3 separate regions of the Homo sapiens genome follow, and regions 2 and 3 are each linked to region 1. A link is an interaction called in ENCODE POLR2A ChIA-PET data of the cell type or tissue named here. Cell type or tissue: PC-9. All regions are shown on one strand.

Evidence for each region. Peaks named below come from ENCODE experiments on the same cell type or tissue, not always from the same donor. Only the 100,000 strongest peaks of a DNase experiment are listed, where the experiment ranks them.
Region 2: POLR2A ChIA-PET joins it to region 1 with 28 read pairs; 2 of 35 experiments call an interaction of 5 or more read pairs at or near these places.
Region 3: POLR2A ChIA-PET joins it to region 1 with 31 read pairs; 2 of 35 experiments call an interaction of 5 or more read pairs at or near these places.

Annotation. Positions count from the first base shown.
Region 1 is chr2:237,862,226-237,867,225 of GRCh38, forward strand. All of the region lies in intron 1 of RAMP1 (receptor activity modifying protein 1), which reads left to right. Among named protein-coding and RNA genes, the nearest start is that of RAMP1, 5.1 kb to the left of the region's middle. In PC-9, no CTCF peak of the experiment used is centred here; DNase peaks (open chromatin) are centred at 2,946, 3,276 and 4,216; H3K4me3 peaks cover 1,293 bases; H3K27ac peaks cover 4,118 bases.
Region 2 is chr2:237,716,308-237,721,307 of GRCh38, forward strand. LRRFIP1 (LRR binding FLII interacting protein 1) reads left to right here. Exons shown (of 24, transcript NM_001137550.2): 4 at 1,455-1,502; 5 at 3,216-3,260; 6 at 4,465-4,515. Among named protein-coding and RNA genes, the nearest start is that of RBM44, 80 kb to the right of the region's middle. RefSeq lists an enhancer at 1,229-1,745. In PC-9, no CTCF peak of the experiment used is centred here; no DNase peak of the experiment used is centred here; H3K27ac peaks cover 542 bases.
Region 3 is chr2:238,118,263-238,123,262 of GRCh38, forward strand. All of the region lies in intron 5 of ESPNL (espin like), which reads left to right. Among named protein-coding and RNA genes, the nearest start is that of KLHL30, 18 kb to the right of the region's middle. In PC-9, no CTCF peak of the experiment used is centred here; a DNase peak (open chromatin) is centred at 2,679; H3K27me3 peaks cover 4,428 bases.

The DNA.
Region 1 (5,000 bases):
TGCTTCAGATTGCCATGCGGTTTTAAATCTGGACACAGTTCTCATGCCAAAGTCCAAATCTGAAGGATTCTTATTTGTTAATCAACTCAGTGTGTTTGTTTACCCTCTCTGTGTGTCTAGCTGCAGGAAGAAATTTCTGGATTTTTGTCTTCCTTCCACAGGCGCATGCCTGTCAGCGTGCTTATTACCAGTCCGAGGCCAGGGCTGTTGAGAAACATTTATATCCACAGTGCAAATGGTAGATTCAGCTCCGGGAAATGTTTTAGGTGGAATCTTTAGTTAAGGCTAGTTGGAAAAGTCTGTCCTGATTTTTTTCCCCAGAATGCGCCCATTTCATAGCTTCTAATCAGTTACAACTGGCGTCTGGCTGACTGTGTGATGCAGGTGCCATGTGTAGTGTGAATTCCAGCGGAAATGCTGAGCCCAGAGAGTGAAGCCCCTCGGGCTTGCCTGCCAGTGCCCCTGCCAGTGCCCCCACCCCCAACTCAGGCCTAGAACCCCTCTTTCCTGACGGTCTTTGTGGTATGGTGGGCTGGCCCTCAGTGGTCTCTGAGCCAGGCCTGGCCATCCAGATGGTCCCAGGGAGGAGACTGGCCGCAGGCTGGACAGTCAGTGTTCTGCTGGAACCACGGGGAAAAGCTGCGTCTTTCCTCCAGGCTGGATCTGAGTGGGGCTGCCACAGTCTACCCTGTGAGCCATGGGGGAGTACCTGTCCATGACATAGAGCACTCCTGAAGCCTTTTGAGCCCCTAGATCGAGCTCATGGGGTACACATTTCCATCATGTGACCCATAACGTTTGAGATGGGTGTCTGTCCCTTGCAGGGACGGCAGGCTCAGGGGGCTCCGAGAATGGCGTACCTGGGGGACTGTGGGAATCCTGCCCAAGAGCCTCCTCCTCCACTGGGGACCCAGGGAGGCCTCCTGAAAGAAGAGGTGCTGCAGCCAGGAAGACAGTGGGAGCTGGGAAGGGGACAGGGGAGCCCGGGCTACAGTGGCCCTGGTGGCTCCAGCACTTGCTGGACCATGTGCCCACTGCCCCAGCCCACCAGTTTCTTGGTGGCAAATGAAGAGGCAGAGACGGTGCTGCCAGGGCACTGTTCAGTTCCCAGCCTGCCATACCCCCTGCCTACCTCTGACACATCCCACAGCAGACATATGAAGCCCTGGAGGGATGTCCTTGTCCCCAGTCCTCTCTGCTCCAGAACAGGAGGACTCTCAGCTGGGTGATGTTCCTGGAGGACCTGTTTCTCCTTAGTGAGGAGGATGCGTCAACACGGCCACCATAGGAGGGCTCCCAGCCCAAACAAAATCGTACTCACTTCACCGAATGATGTTATTCTGTTCAGGAAAAATATTTTTTTCCTAAGATGGTTTATTTCAGTAATTTCTGGGGCATCCGAAAGGCATCACTTTAACCATCTTTTAAATCACGGCTTCTGGGTGGCTTTGTTGGAGCAGGGTCCAGGGGGACACACTAGCCAGATGTGGCAGGAGTGCAGGGCTATGGGCCTGAGTCACAGGCCCCCCGACTCTACGTTCTCAGCTCTCTCGGTGACTCCTCCCCGTGCTCCGAGAGTGCTTCACTCCCTCCCATGTGCAGTCACATGGTGGATTCTCTGGGACCGAGAACCAGAATCCCAAAACCCCAGGCCCCGGCTGTCCACTGTGCCCTCCGCCAGGGTCAGCACCACCTCCACCCCTCACGGGGACAACTGCCCAGCCTCCCAGAACCCCCACCCCACCCACCACCCCAGGGACAGGGGGTCTTCCTCTGTGCCCCCAGCAGACCCTCAGGGTACGTTAGTGTCACCCCCACACATGCCATGTTCAGGCCCCCAGGCCTTGGCTCCGGGGAAGCAGCTCCTGAATTAGCTGAGAGTTCTGGGAAACCACGGGGGCAGGAGGGGAGGCAGAGTGACCTGGCCCGTGGCCTGGGCCAGCTCACTCCAGGGGGTGGGGTACAGCTTGCCCAGGAAGCCCTGCCCCCTGTTCTCCCGGACCACGTATCCCCACACGAGTCTCAGGAAGGACTGTCTTGAGTCTGACACCACCTGGGAGGAGAAAAGTCAGTGATTTGCCCAACCATGCGCGTGTTTGCTTCGTAAGGCCTGCCGCTGTCAGGTACCCTGGCCCCAGGCCGGGAGGGGAAGAAGCCTAGAAAGCATTGCCTCTTCAATGGACACTTGGTGACTGACACCCGGGGTGGCTCTCTCTGCAGGGATTTTCTTGCCTCTGGAGGAGACAGTTGTGAGAGGGAAGCGGGGGAGGTGGATGGATGAGGGAATGCCGGGAAAGCGCTGCACCGTTTCTCCTGGAAACACCCATCTGCCACCTCACACACGGGACACACAGGGTCAGGACTCTCACACACGTGGGACACCCAGGGTCAGGACTCGGAGGGGGCAAAGGACAGGGGTGCAGAGCAGCCTGCTACAGTAGGGTGTCCTACACAACCCAGGGCAGCTCCCCCAGAGGATGATCCCACACCAAATGTCCATAGTGCCAGGGTGGGGCAGCCCTGCTGCATGTCAACCATGTAGACATGTGGTGCTACTTAAATGCAGCAGGAAATAAACAGGAGACCACGGAGCACAGCCCTGAGGAGCAGCGGCAGCACAGTCCAGAGGGCAGAGGGCAAGGACGGTTGTGCAAAGGCCCTGCTTTGGAAGTTCCTGGAAGCCTTTTTGACTGAAGCATGGTGGGGAAGAGGGCTTTGAGCCGAAGCTGGTGCTGGAGGAAAGACCCATTCTCTAAGCATTCAGATCTCATTCCTAGGGCAGTGGGAAAACCTTGAAGGACATTAAAGGGGGTGACAGGACAGAAGGTGTGGTTTAAAGGAGCCCTCAGCTGTGGCCCCCAGCATGGGCAGGAGGCCAGGCAAGGATAGGAGTGGGAGGGTTCCAGGGAGTCCTGGAGGCGAAAGTGATGGACTCCAGTCCCTGGGCCTGGATGCAGGAAGTGAGGCAGCGCTGAGGAATGAAGAACAGCACCTGGCAGAGCTCCTGGGGGAGTAGGGAGGGCAGGGCAGGGGAGAAGAGAGGAGAGGAGGGGAGGGGAGAGCAGGGGAGAGGAGAGGAGGGGAGGGCAGGGGAGAAGAGAGGAGGGGAGGGGAGGGCAGGGGAGTAGAGAGGAGAGTGCAGGGGAGGGGAGATGACACCCCAGGCCACAGCCAGGGCTGCCAGGAAACATGGGAGCCCCAGGCAAACTGGAATTTCAGATAAACAAGAAGCATAAGCCTGTCTCATACAGTATCGGGAACATGCCTCAAAAACCACCGTTTCTCTGAGATGCAGATTTCGCAGGGCCTCCTGTCATTTGCTGCACCTGGCAGCCCCGTCCTCAGCAGCCACATGGGGTTCAGCGTTCCCCTTGGATTCTGAGGGGTGATGGTACGTAGACAGGAGTCTATGCAAATCAAGGGTTCAGAAAGAGGTATGGCCAAGAGAGGTGTTTCTGGCGGCAGCAGGGCCTGGCCTATGTCAAATCCTTGCTTGGAGGGGTGACCGGTGAGAGTGGGTAGAAACAGGCCCAGGCTCCTTGTGAGAGGCCAGAGAGGACGGCCAGGGAGGACAGAGAAGGAAACGGGCCCCAGGCACCACTGGGCACCTTGACATGATTGGTGGTGGAGGGAGGCAGATGGCAGGGTCCTTTGCAGGAGAGGCAGCGGCGAAAGCTGCCCTTAGGAGGCAGCGAGGAGGTGAAACCAGAGAGCATGCCTGTGTAGGTTTCCTCCAGTGCCTTATGGTTCTAAACACACAAACCTTTGATGCATCTGGAATTTACCTTAATTTCCTAGCAATTTTTATCAATGGCTCAATATTTGGGGGATTTTCATGGTAATTGCACTGAATGTATTAACTGGTCAGGGAGGATTACATCAAGACCACCGGCTCGAGAAACAGCAGTCTGTTCCTCCACCCCCACGTCTGCATCCAGGCCCTTCCACAGAGATCTCATTTCTCCTGCAGATGACTCATTCAGTGTCTAGGAATCCGGTGCTCTGTGGCCACTACCGAGAGTGGGATATTTTCCCCCATTTTATTTTCTAGCTGGTCATCGCTGGGCTAAGAGGAAGCTCCTCTTCTGTGTGTTTCTTTTGTGACTGTTGTCACCCTGTGCCTGTTTTTTATTTTAGTTTTTTTGCTTCCTGCTTGGTTCTTCAGGCCAGTCATAAGGTCACCCGTAACCTAGGGTGGTCCTACCACCTCTTAACAATTTTCCCTGTTTTGTTCTCCAGTCGTACTGTGTTGGAGAGTGACTCACTGCTGAGTAGGGGAGTGACAGCAGCTGCCTTCCTTTGCTGCTGGCGATGGCAATACAAGTGACCCTTGAACAACGCAGGGGTGGGGCGCCGAACCCCCACATGGTCAGAAATTCGAGTGTAGCTCTTGACTCCCCCAAAGCTTAACGACAGCCTACTATTGAGCAGAGGCCTTACTGATAACATTATCTGTGAGTTAACCCATATTTTGTATGTTACATGTATGTATACTGTATTCTTTTTTTTTTTTCTTTTTTTGAGACTGAGTCTCCCTCTTTTGCCCAGGCTGTAGTACAGTGGTGCGATCTTGGCTCACCACAACCTCCAACTCCCGGGTTCAAGTGTTTCTCCTGCCTCAGCCTCCCCAGTAGCTCAGATTATAGGTGCCCGCTACCATGCCCGGCAAATTTTTGTATTTTTGGTAGAGACGGGGTTTCACTATCTTGGCCAGGCTGGTCTCAAACTCCCAACCTCAAGTGATCCATGCATCTTGGCTTCCCGAAGTGCTGGGATTACAGGCGTGAGCCACTGTGCCCAGCCTATACTGTATTCTTATAATGAAGTAAGCTAGAGAAAAGAAAGTGTTATTAAGAAAATTAGACCCAGCATGGTATCTCACGCCTGTAATCCTTGCATTTTGGGAGGCCAAGGTGGGAGGATCGCTTGAGTCCAGGGGGTGGAGGTTGCAATGAACCAAGATCACACCACTGCAATCCAGCGTGGGCAATAGAGTGAGA
Region 2 (5,000 bases), 150 kb before region 1:
TTTTATTTCCTTTCTGAATTTATATTCCAAGGGAATAACCTACAGAAAAAGATATGGCTCATGTCCTTTTTGTCTTTTTTGTCCTTTTTGTACTCATGTCCTTTTTGTATTATTGAATTTTTAAAAGTATTGTTAAATTCTCCCTCCTAATTTCTGCTCTTCCAATTTTCTACTTACTGTCACCTCTAAGAGAAAGAGATAAGACCGTCTGAAAACTGCTTATTTTTAAATCTGGCCGCCCTTCGAAATGAAACAAAACCAAACATAGCAACAGCATGTTTTTGGTTATTGTAAAACAATTTCAAAAATGGTCTTGTATTTCTAGCACCTGATTTTTTCTCTTGATTATAAGATTTTAATGTATGAAGAGAAAACTCACATCTGTGTTATAATGATACGGAAGTTTGCTTAGTTGTTTCTTGATTTTCTTACTGGAAATTAAATAAAAAGGAGAGAAGCAAAACCCCATTATTTGGGCCCATGACCTGGCTTCCCACCTACCTTTGGGATTCCCTGATTGAGTGGCAGCAGTAGCCGTTCTGAATCTGCTTTTCTCATTTTAACTTGGACCACTGAACAGGATAAAAACATGGAAGTATAAGCTAAAGCAAGCTTGTCCAACCTGCGGGCCACATGCAGCCCAGAATGGCTATGAATGCAGCTGAACACAAATCGTAAACTCTTTTAAAACATTATGAAATTTTTTTTGCAATTTTTTTTTTTTAGCTTATCAGCTATCGTTAGTGTAGTTTATGTGTGGCCCAAGACACTTCTTCCAGTGTGGTCCAAGGAAGCCAAAAGATTGGACACCCCTGAGCTAATGTCACCTCCAGACATACATAACTTGTGGGTCTGCATATTTTTCTTCTGTACAAAGACCTCTTCTGTAGGTGGCAGTCATCTCTCCATCCCTGCTACAAAGACAGCAAAGTCTATGAATTCTCACAGGCCTAGACTCAGCATAGACATCAGGCAGCTAGAACAAGCGTCAGCACGCAGTTTCTCCCCTTCTCCTCTCAGTTTCCCTGAGGTCCCAACACCGGAATGGCTCTGAGCTTCTGCTTCTCTTCGATGGTGTTTTATTCCTTCATCGCGTTTGCTTTGAAGGCATGAGCAGCCTGTTGGAGGGGGCGTGAAGGCTGCTGGGCCGGCTTTACTGTCCTGCTCTCCCCCGAGGCCCTTCACCTGGGGAAGCTTCGTCCTGGGCTCTCTTGCTTTGCCGGGATGGGGTGGGCTGGGAGGATCTCTCTTCACAGCTCACAGCCTGCATGACTGCACGGGTGGCGGTCCCTGTGGAGAAGCCAGGCCTGGTGCCGACTGCTTTGCCTTGGCGTGTTACCTTCACCACACGGCTGGATGGCGGTTTGGAAATGCATGTCAGAACAGTGCCTTAGACAACTGCCTTTTTAAGAAATTTCACTTCTTGCCTAATTTTCTTTCCCTTCTGTCTATAGAAATATTATGGGCTGGATACAAAATGGGGTGACATCGAGCAGTGGATGGTAGGCCTTGAATATAATTTTGTTTTTACTCTTCCCTCCCCACTTGAATACAGTGTTGAGACTTAAATGGTTTATAATGTAATTCTTACGCAGTTTAACTATGTAGATAGATTCCTATTGCACCATAATTTAATACTGAGAGATTTTCTTCCGGGGATTTCTGCATCTGGTCTCTGTTTACATCCCCAAACGCAGCCTGCTTAGAAACAGTCCTGGTCTTGCCTGTTTGGTAGCCACTGACTGCTGATGTCTCCTGGCCAGCAGTTTGGGGAGGTCTCCACTACCACAGCCGCCCTGATCTCCTCGAGCACAGGGCTCTCCACCAGGACTCGGGCTGGGCATGCGCCCCTGGCTTGAGAACTTTCCAGAGAACATTCCCATTGGCTTCGCAGCTCACCAGGCTGTGGTTGGAACCTGAGAGGTACATTATGCTCCATTTCCTTCACTCATGATTACGACCAGCTGCCCCATCGCCCTCATTTAGACTTTATCTGCATTTGCTGTTGGGTTCTCTCTTCATCTTGTCCGCTGTGCCTGCCGAAACCACTGGTCTTTGGTAAGAAAACTCCTTTACCTTCTCCACCTGCTTCCTAGAACAGCCCCTCTGCCTTCCTGTGGATGGAGAGCTAGCCTGCCCCTGATGATACTCCTGTCCTTCTGGCTTTCTCAGGAAGCAGCGGCACCCACATAGGGAGGCTGCGGAAGGGGCACAATCTGTGTGCTTTCCACTGGTCCCGAGAGAGAGTGGCCTGGCCCTTCTCGTTAGTTCCTCTACCCGAGTCCTTCTACCTCTTCCTGTCCCTTTTGCTTTATTGCCTGGCCTCGTGGACTTCATCACATGCTTTTAGCATTTGAGAACCTGGCCAGGATGGAAATGTCCTATTAAATGTTCCTTATACATAAAATGATCTGAGGAAAATCCAAAATTATTTCCTAACATCTTACGTACTGGGTATAAAAGAGGTTCGCTCTTCAGATATACAGAGCACACACTTACTGTATTGAAAATATGATTACATTCAGCCTAGGCAAACCATCATTTTAGGCTTACATGACATAAATGTATTTTTGTTAAATCTTAAGACATTTCTGTCCACAGGCATGGTGATATAAGAAAGAGAAAAAAAGAAAAGAAATATTTAAAAAATCTTTACACATTCTTTGAAGTTGTATCATTGTTTTATATACCACTGAGAAAGAAAAAATGCTAATTATAACTGAGCAACTTGGATTATAAGATACATCCCCAGCTTCAGAGATGTCCAAGTGTGAAAAACCGTGTGTGTCTTAGAATCCACAATACATAGTAGAAAGAGTGACATCCTTTTCGGATATTGTGTGGAAATGATTTATCTTCTGATTCCCGAAGAGAGTGAGGTTCTGAAAGTAAGGGGAAAAGTAGATTGATTTAAATGGATCAGATGATAGAGGTTAGAAAAAAATTAAGACCCAGCTTCTGCCCCAAACACTGTTTTTACAACAAAAATGAAGTATGCAAATTATTTTTGTGCTTAAGAACCTCCCACCCCAGAAAAAAACATTTTTACCCACTGGTTTAATTAAAGCCTTTAAATGAAGGCAAAGAAAATATTTATGTGACATTTAGATCAGAACTGCTGTATTATGGTGCAGTGGGACTACCTAAGCTTTTTTAAAGCACTTTTCCTGTGTCCATCTGTCTCTAACCTTTTCATGCTGTTTCTTCATTGTTAGGAAGACAGTGAGCGCTACTCTCGTAGATCCAGAAGAAACACATCGGTTAGTACCGTGTTCATTCATTACTTGGGCAATTTGATTGAATTCTAATTTATGCTTGCAGTGGCTGAAGTATATATAATATATTCAATCTCTTAATGATGATATCATCTCTTAAAGAAATTAACTAATACTATTAATGATAGAATACTGATATTATTACCTAAATAAAGACTATGAACTTAGCTTTTAGCATTTTGACCTAAATTTGATAAGGAGAGTGTGTTTGAGAAATTTTTCAGTATTAATATATTCATGACAGCTGTAGTGCTTTTTGTGCCATTGAATACCCATAAATAATCTGCATAGTAATATACACCAATGCTGTGTATTTATATTACCCGTGAGATAAAGAATACTACTTGGATGAAATTACTTTTTTTTTTTTTTTTTTTTTTTTTGAGACAGAGTCTCGCTTTGTCACCCAGGCTAGAATGCAGTGGTGCGGTTTTGGCTCACTGCAACCTCCACCTCCCAGGTTCAACAATTCTCGTGTCTCAGCCTCCCAAGTAGCTGGGACTACAGGCGCCTGCCGCCACACCTGACTAATTTTTGTATTTTTGGTAGAGACGGAGTTTCCCTATGTTGCCCAATCCGGTCTCGAACTCCTGGGCTCAAGTGATCTGCCCACCTCGGCCTCCCAAAGTGCTGGGATTACAGGCATGAGCCACCGTGCCTGGCCCTGAAATTACTTTTTTTTTGAGATGGTGTCTTGCTCTATTGCCCAGGCTGGAGTGTAGTGGTGCAGTCTTGGCTCACTGCAATGTCTGCCTCGTGGGTCCAAGTGATTCTCATGCCTCAGCCTCCTGAGTACCTGGGATTACAGGCACGTGCCATGACACCCGGCTAATTTTTGTATTTTTTGTAGAGACAGAGTGTTTCGCCTTGTTGGCCAGGCTGGTCTCAAACTCCTGACCTCAAGTGATCTGCCTGCCTCGGCCTCCCAAAATGCTGGGATTACAGGCATGACACCACACCTGGCCCTGAAATTACTTTAAATCCATATTGCCCATAAGCAGACAGAGATCCACAAAGCCCATGCTGTGGAGGACCTAGACTGGTGTCCCCTGAGATGTCCAGGGGTGGCTGGCCCCCTCACTGCTGTGGGTTGGGGTCAGTTCCCAGCATCCCCCTGAAACTTGGGCACTGGTTCTTCATGTATGTTGTATGATTCCTTCACGGTTGTTCTCGTCCTTTCTTTTAATAGGCTTCTGATGAAGACGAGCGCATGTCAGTGGGTAGTCGTGGAAGCCTGAGGGTCAGTAACCAGAATGATGGAGTTTGCATGGCACAGTTTCTGGTCCAAGCCCTTTACTTTCTCATCCCCGCATTCTGATTTCTTCTTCATTATCCCCGTGGTCTGATAGTCAATATTTAACCGATGAGATGCTTACTTAAAATCAAATCAATGGGGGATGTTTCTTTGTTGCTGTAGAGAGATGATTTATATGCATAGGCACGTTGGTTGTTTCTTTCTCCCGAGATGAAGTCATCTTTTTTTCAATACTTATCCACATCACAAAGCTCCCAAGCCTTGATTAGCACAGTTGTCTCAGCACATTGGTGTTCCACAGGAATGCAAAGGCGCGTCTGCCCTTTAGTAAGTCTGTATCCACTGACACCCATGCTCCTGGTAAAATCGGAACCTCTATTAAAGTAGCTGTAAGTTAATTATTATTGAGCAATGTTTTGGCATAGCCACTATAGACTGCCTGCTGAAAACCTGGACCAGGACTGGATCCG
Region 3 (5,000 bases), 260 kb after region 1:
ATGGATGGTGGAGGGTGGATGGAGGAGGAATGGATGGAGGAGGGTAGATGGAGGAGGGTGGGTGGAGAAGGTGGATGGAGGAGGAATGGATGGAGGAGGAATGGATGGAGGAGGTGGATGGAGAAGGGTGGATGGAAGAGGGTGGACGGAGGAGGGTGGATGGAGGAGGAATGGATGGAAGAGGTGGATGGAGGAGAGTGAATGGAGGAGGTGGATGGAAAAGAGTGGATGGTGGGAGATGGAGGAGGGTGGATGGAGAAGGGTGGATGGAGGAGGAATGGATGGAAGAGGTGGATGGAGGAGAGTGAATGGAGGAGGTGGATGGAGAAGGGTGGATGGAAGAGGGTGGATGGAGGAGGGTGGATGGAGGAGGAATGGATGGAGGAGAGTGGTTGGAGGAGGGTGGATGGAGGAGGAGAGATGGAGGAGGGTGGATAGAGGAGGAATGGATGGAGGAGGAATGGATGGAGGAGGGTGGTTGCAGGAGGATGGATGGAGGAGGGTGGATGGAGGAGGGGAGATGGAGGAGGGTGGATGGAGGAGGAATGGATGGAGGAGGAATGGATGGAGGAGGGTGGAAGGAAGAGGGTGGATGGAAGAGGACGGATGGAGGAGAAATGGATGAAAGAGTTGGACGGAGGAGGTGGATGGAGGAGGGTTAATGGAGGAGGAATGGATGGAAGAGGATTGATGGAGGAGGGTGGATGGAGGAGGGTTAATGGAGGAGGAGTGGATGGAAGAGGATTGATGGAGGAGGGTGGATGGAGGAGGGTGAATGGAGGAGGAATGAATGGAAGAGGATGGATGGAAGAGGGTGAATGGAGGAGAGTGGATGGAAGAGGATGGATGGAGGAGAAGTGGATGAAGGCCTTGGATGGAGGAGGAATGGATGGAGGAGGGGAGATGGAGGAGGGTGGATGGAGGAGGAATGGATGGAGGAGGGTGGATGGAGGAGGGTGGAAGGAAGAGGGTGGATGGAAGAGGATGGATGGAGGAGAAATGGATGAAAGAGTTGGACGGAGGAGGTGGATGGAGGAGAAATGGATGAAGGAGTTGGATGGAGGAGGTGGATGGAGGAGGGTGAATGGAGGAGGTGGATGAAGGACGTGGATGAAGGAGTTGGATGCAGGAGGTGGATGGAGGAGGTGGATGGAGGAGGGTAGATGGAGGAGGGGAGGTGGAGGAGAGGAGGTTAGATGAAGGAGGAATGGATGGAGGAGGTGGATGGAGGAGGTGGATGGAGGAGGTGGGTGGAGGAGGGGAGATGGAGGAGGTGGATGGAGGAGGTGGATGAAGGAGGAATGGATGGAGGAGGTGGATGGAGGAGGTGGATGGAGGAGGGGAGCTGGAGGAGGGGAGGCCTGGGGCAGTTACTGTGACAAATCCCTCTAACCTAGCTCGGTTTCTGCCACACCTCTTTTACTGGTCATCCCTTCAGGAAGGTGTTCTGAAATCACCTGGCCCTTCTTTTCGGGTGAGGGGACTGAGGACTGGAAGGTGTCATCGCCCTCCACCCCCCAAACCCTTTGTCTCCCCAAGGGGTTGCTGTGCCTCCTCTTCTCTGATGTGTCCCCTCAGAGCATCTGGGACCAACTGGGGCAGAGCCACAGTCCCCCCCACCCCAGCCCCTGGGGCCTGCTGGACACTTGTCACACTGCCACCACTGGGGCCTCTGTTGGCACTGACGGAAACCCACACCAGTCCTGCCGTGCTGCACAGGTGGCTCAGGTGGCCTCCGGGGAGCACGGCTCTGCCCTGGTTTTTCCCTGGTGCAGCAGTTTCAGGAACTAGAATTCAGTCACTGTTGGAAGTCACGTATTTACTAAATGGTGTGCTTGCTAGGCGTCCAGCGGGTCCTGGTTCAGCAGAAGGCTGTCTTTCTGGCTTGGCTGAGAAGGTGGTGGCGCTCTGCTGGCTTCTGCCACAGAAGATGGTGCTCCATGGCCCACAGCCCAGGAGTGCCGGCTGCCTGGGTCTCCCCACAGCTCCTTCAAGGCCGCTAGGTCAGCCTTGGCCTTTTTTGGGCCCCTCCCTGCACTTCCTCCCTGGATGGCAGCCGAGATTAGCAGGTGGGGACAGCAGCAGCTCTGCAGGTGTCCCAGCCTCCACAAGCCCCTGGCACAAGGGAACAGCCCCGCCCGACCTCCTGGGAGTCCCTGACACTGTTCCCGCCCCAGCCATTCTGGGGTCCCATGCCTGGGCTTTCTGTCCAAGCAGCGCCTCTGCCTTCTGTCCCCAGACCCCGTGGTAGTGGAGGACGGGTCGTGTTAGGCTCGCCACGTCCTTCCCATCCAGAGTCCCCTCCTGCCCGCGCCTGGGCGCCCCCTGCCCGGCGCATGAAAACCCAACCCCGGGGCCTTCCCGGCTCCTCAGTCTGCAGCTTCAGGAGCCGGTTTGGGAGCTCGGGGTAGGGACTGGAGCCTGTCTCCGTCTTCTCCCTCTGGGAGGGTCTGGTGACGGCAGGGGGTGCTCGTCTCTCACCACTGGAGCTGTCCCCTCTTCAGGCCTCTGAGGGAGGGCAGGCTGTCAGCTGTGGGCTGGGGGAGGCCGTGTGCCTGCTGCAATATTGATGGGAATGCAGTCCGCAGGGGCTGCTCACACTGGCCGCCTCCGAGCTGGCCTCAGAAGAGGTGGTGAAATCCATCATCTTCCCCATGACAGCACAGCCTGTATCTGCCCCCAGGGGACTCGTGCATTCCAAGAGCAGCAGCAGCTTGGGGAGCAATGCTGGACAGGAGTGCTGAGACCTGCCCTGTGGGAGGTGCCCCCTCGGTACCTCCTTTGTGTTGGGTCTGTGGGGCCCGCCCAGCTCGGGCTCTGCTCAGGGTGCTAGGGAAGGCCAGCCCTGACCCTCCCTGGGCCTTGGGGCCCCTCTCCACGCAATGAGGGATGCGGTCTTGAAGGCCAGGGGCTGCCCTCGAGGCAGGCCCCCTCCCCTCTGCTAGCCAAGGAGCTGGGATCCTGGCTGTGGGGCTCTGAGTGCCCTGTCTGGGCAGGAATGGTGAATAGAACCCTCCATGCTCGGGGAGCAGAGCCTCTGGCATCTCCCATGGTGTCCAGGGCTGTCCCACTCACCCCCACCCGCCAGCACTGGTGCTGCCCTTCCTGGGCATGGGGCACTGGCAAGTTCTGAGCATCTCTAAACCCCAGTTTTCTCACCACAGGGTCTCTGTCACCCAGGCTGGAGTGCAGTGGCACAGTCTCAGCTCACTGCAGCCTCAGCCTTCCAGGCTCAAGTGATCCTCCCACCCCAGCCTCCCAAGTAGCTGGGACTACAGGTGTGCGCCACCACACCCAGCTAATTTTTGTATTTTTTGTAGAGACGGGGTTTGGCCATGTTGGCCAGGCTGGTCTTGAGCTCCTGGGTTCTAGTGATCCTCCCGCCTCTGCCTCCCAAAGTGCTGGGACTACAGGCATGATCCACCGTACCCGGCCCAGAGCCTTGTTTTTTGGGTAGAGGAGAAGCTCCTCGAGCACCCAATGAGGCGCCTGCCCTGGTGGGCCCTCCGGACAGGTGTACTCCCTCCCCTTTGGTCCAGAAAGGTACTAAGACATCTTTATTTTATATATGAGGAAACTGAGGCCCAGAGAAGGTGAGAGGCTTCCTGGGCACTCTCCTCCCGCTGGGAAGGGTGGCACCCACACAGCCAGTAATGGAATCTCAGCCATGGCAACGGGTGTCCGGCACCCATCCGTGGGCCGTGATTCTCTCTGACCGGGTGGCATTACAGGCCTGTGACCTGGCTCACCACGATGCTCTCCATGTATAATGCATGCAGCCTCCGCGGTGCTCAAATCTCACCAAAAACCAGGGACAGCGACAGCGGTCGGGGCCGTGGGGCCACATGACCACCAGCCTCAGGGCAACTGTCCAATGCTGGGATTCGGGGCAGCACATGTCTAAATGTTAAGACCCCAACGGACAGGACCCTGACATCTGCGCCTCCAGATCCCTGAGGCTCCATCGTGTCCAGGGCCTTCCTATGGGAGCCAGGGGTGTGGTTACTCCCGTTGCCGGAGAAACGCCACAGCCAGACTTCTCATCCCTGTTAAACTCAGAGACCATCCTAATACCGAGGGTGGCAGCAGCGTCAAGGTCTGAATGCCACTGTCTTGCAGGCCCATGCCAGGTGCTCTCCATAGTCCCTCAAATTTCCAAGAACTCTGATTTACAGGTGAAGAAATGGAGGCTCAGGGGGTGGCGTCCCGGGCTTCTCGTTGGTGAGGAGTGGAGCAGGGCTGGGCCACAGGGACCTCGAGTAAGGTCCCCCAGGCCACAGATGCTGTGCTGGGGCCAGAGTCCGGTAGTCCCCTGAGCCCCAGACTAACTTCCACCTCTTTTGTCTTCCCCAGCATAAGAGGGCGGCTGCCATCCTGCCAAGCCCCTCACTCTGCCAGGGGTGGCCCCTCTCCACTGACAGCAGGTTCCATCTCAGGGAGGGGGCTGAGGGCTCCCAGGCAGGGGCAGAGAGGAGGCGAGAGGCACCATCCCACTCCCGGCTTGGTCCTGGCTGGGCAGGGGACAGTGCGGGGGCATTGGGGTGGCCTTGCTGTTGAGGGGCCCACTCCAGGCAGGGCTCAGCCCACCTCTGTCGGTGACACCACTTGTGTCTGGCTTTTCTGGCCGCGTCTGGTCTGGAGTCTGACTCTGCCCTGCTTGAAGCAGCGACGCCAGCCTCTCGCTATGTCTTGAACGTGGACAAAGACACCAGACTCCTGGGTCCAAGACGGAGGACCTTCCTTCAGCACGGCAGGGAGCACACATCATGCTTTGAGGCGTTCCCTTGCCCCCGAGTCCCAGGTGGTGCGAGTTGGGTCCCGATGGCAGCTGTGCCGCATAGGTCTGTATCTCCTCTGAGGACCGTTGAGTCTGGGGAACACGCCGTTGCTCAGCAGACAGCAAGTCAGTCCTAGTCCCTCAGTCGCTCCCTGCACACACAGCCCTGAGAAGTGGCCCAGAAAGGACAGCCAGGCTTTGTGTTCTTGGTCTTTCCCTAGAG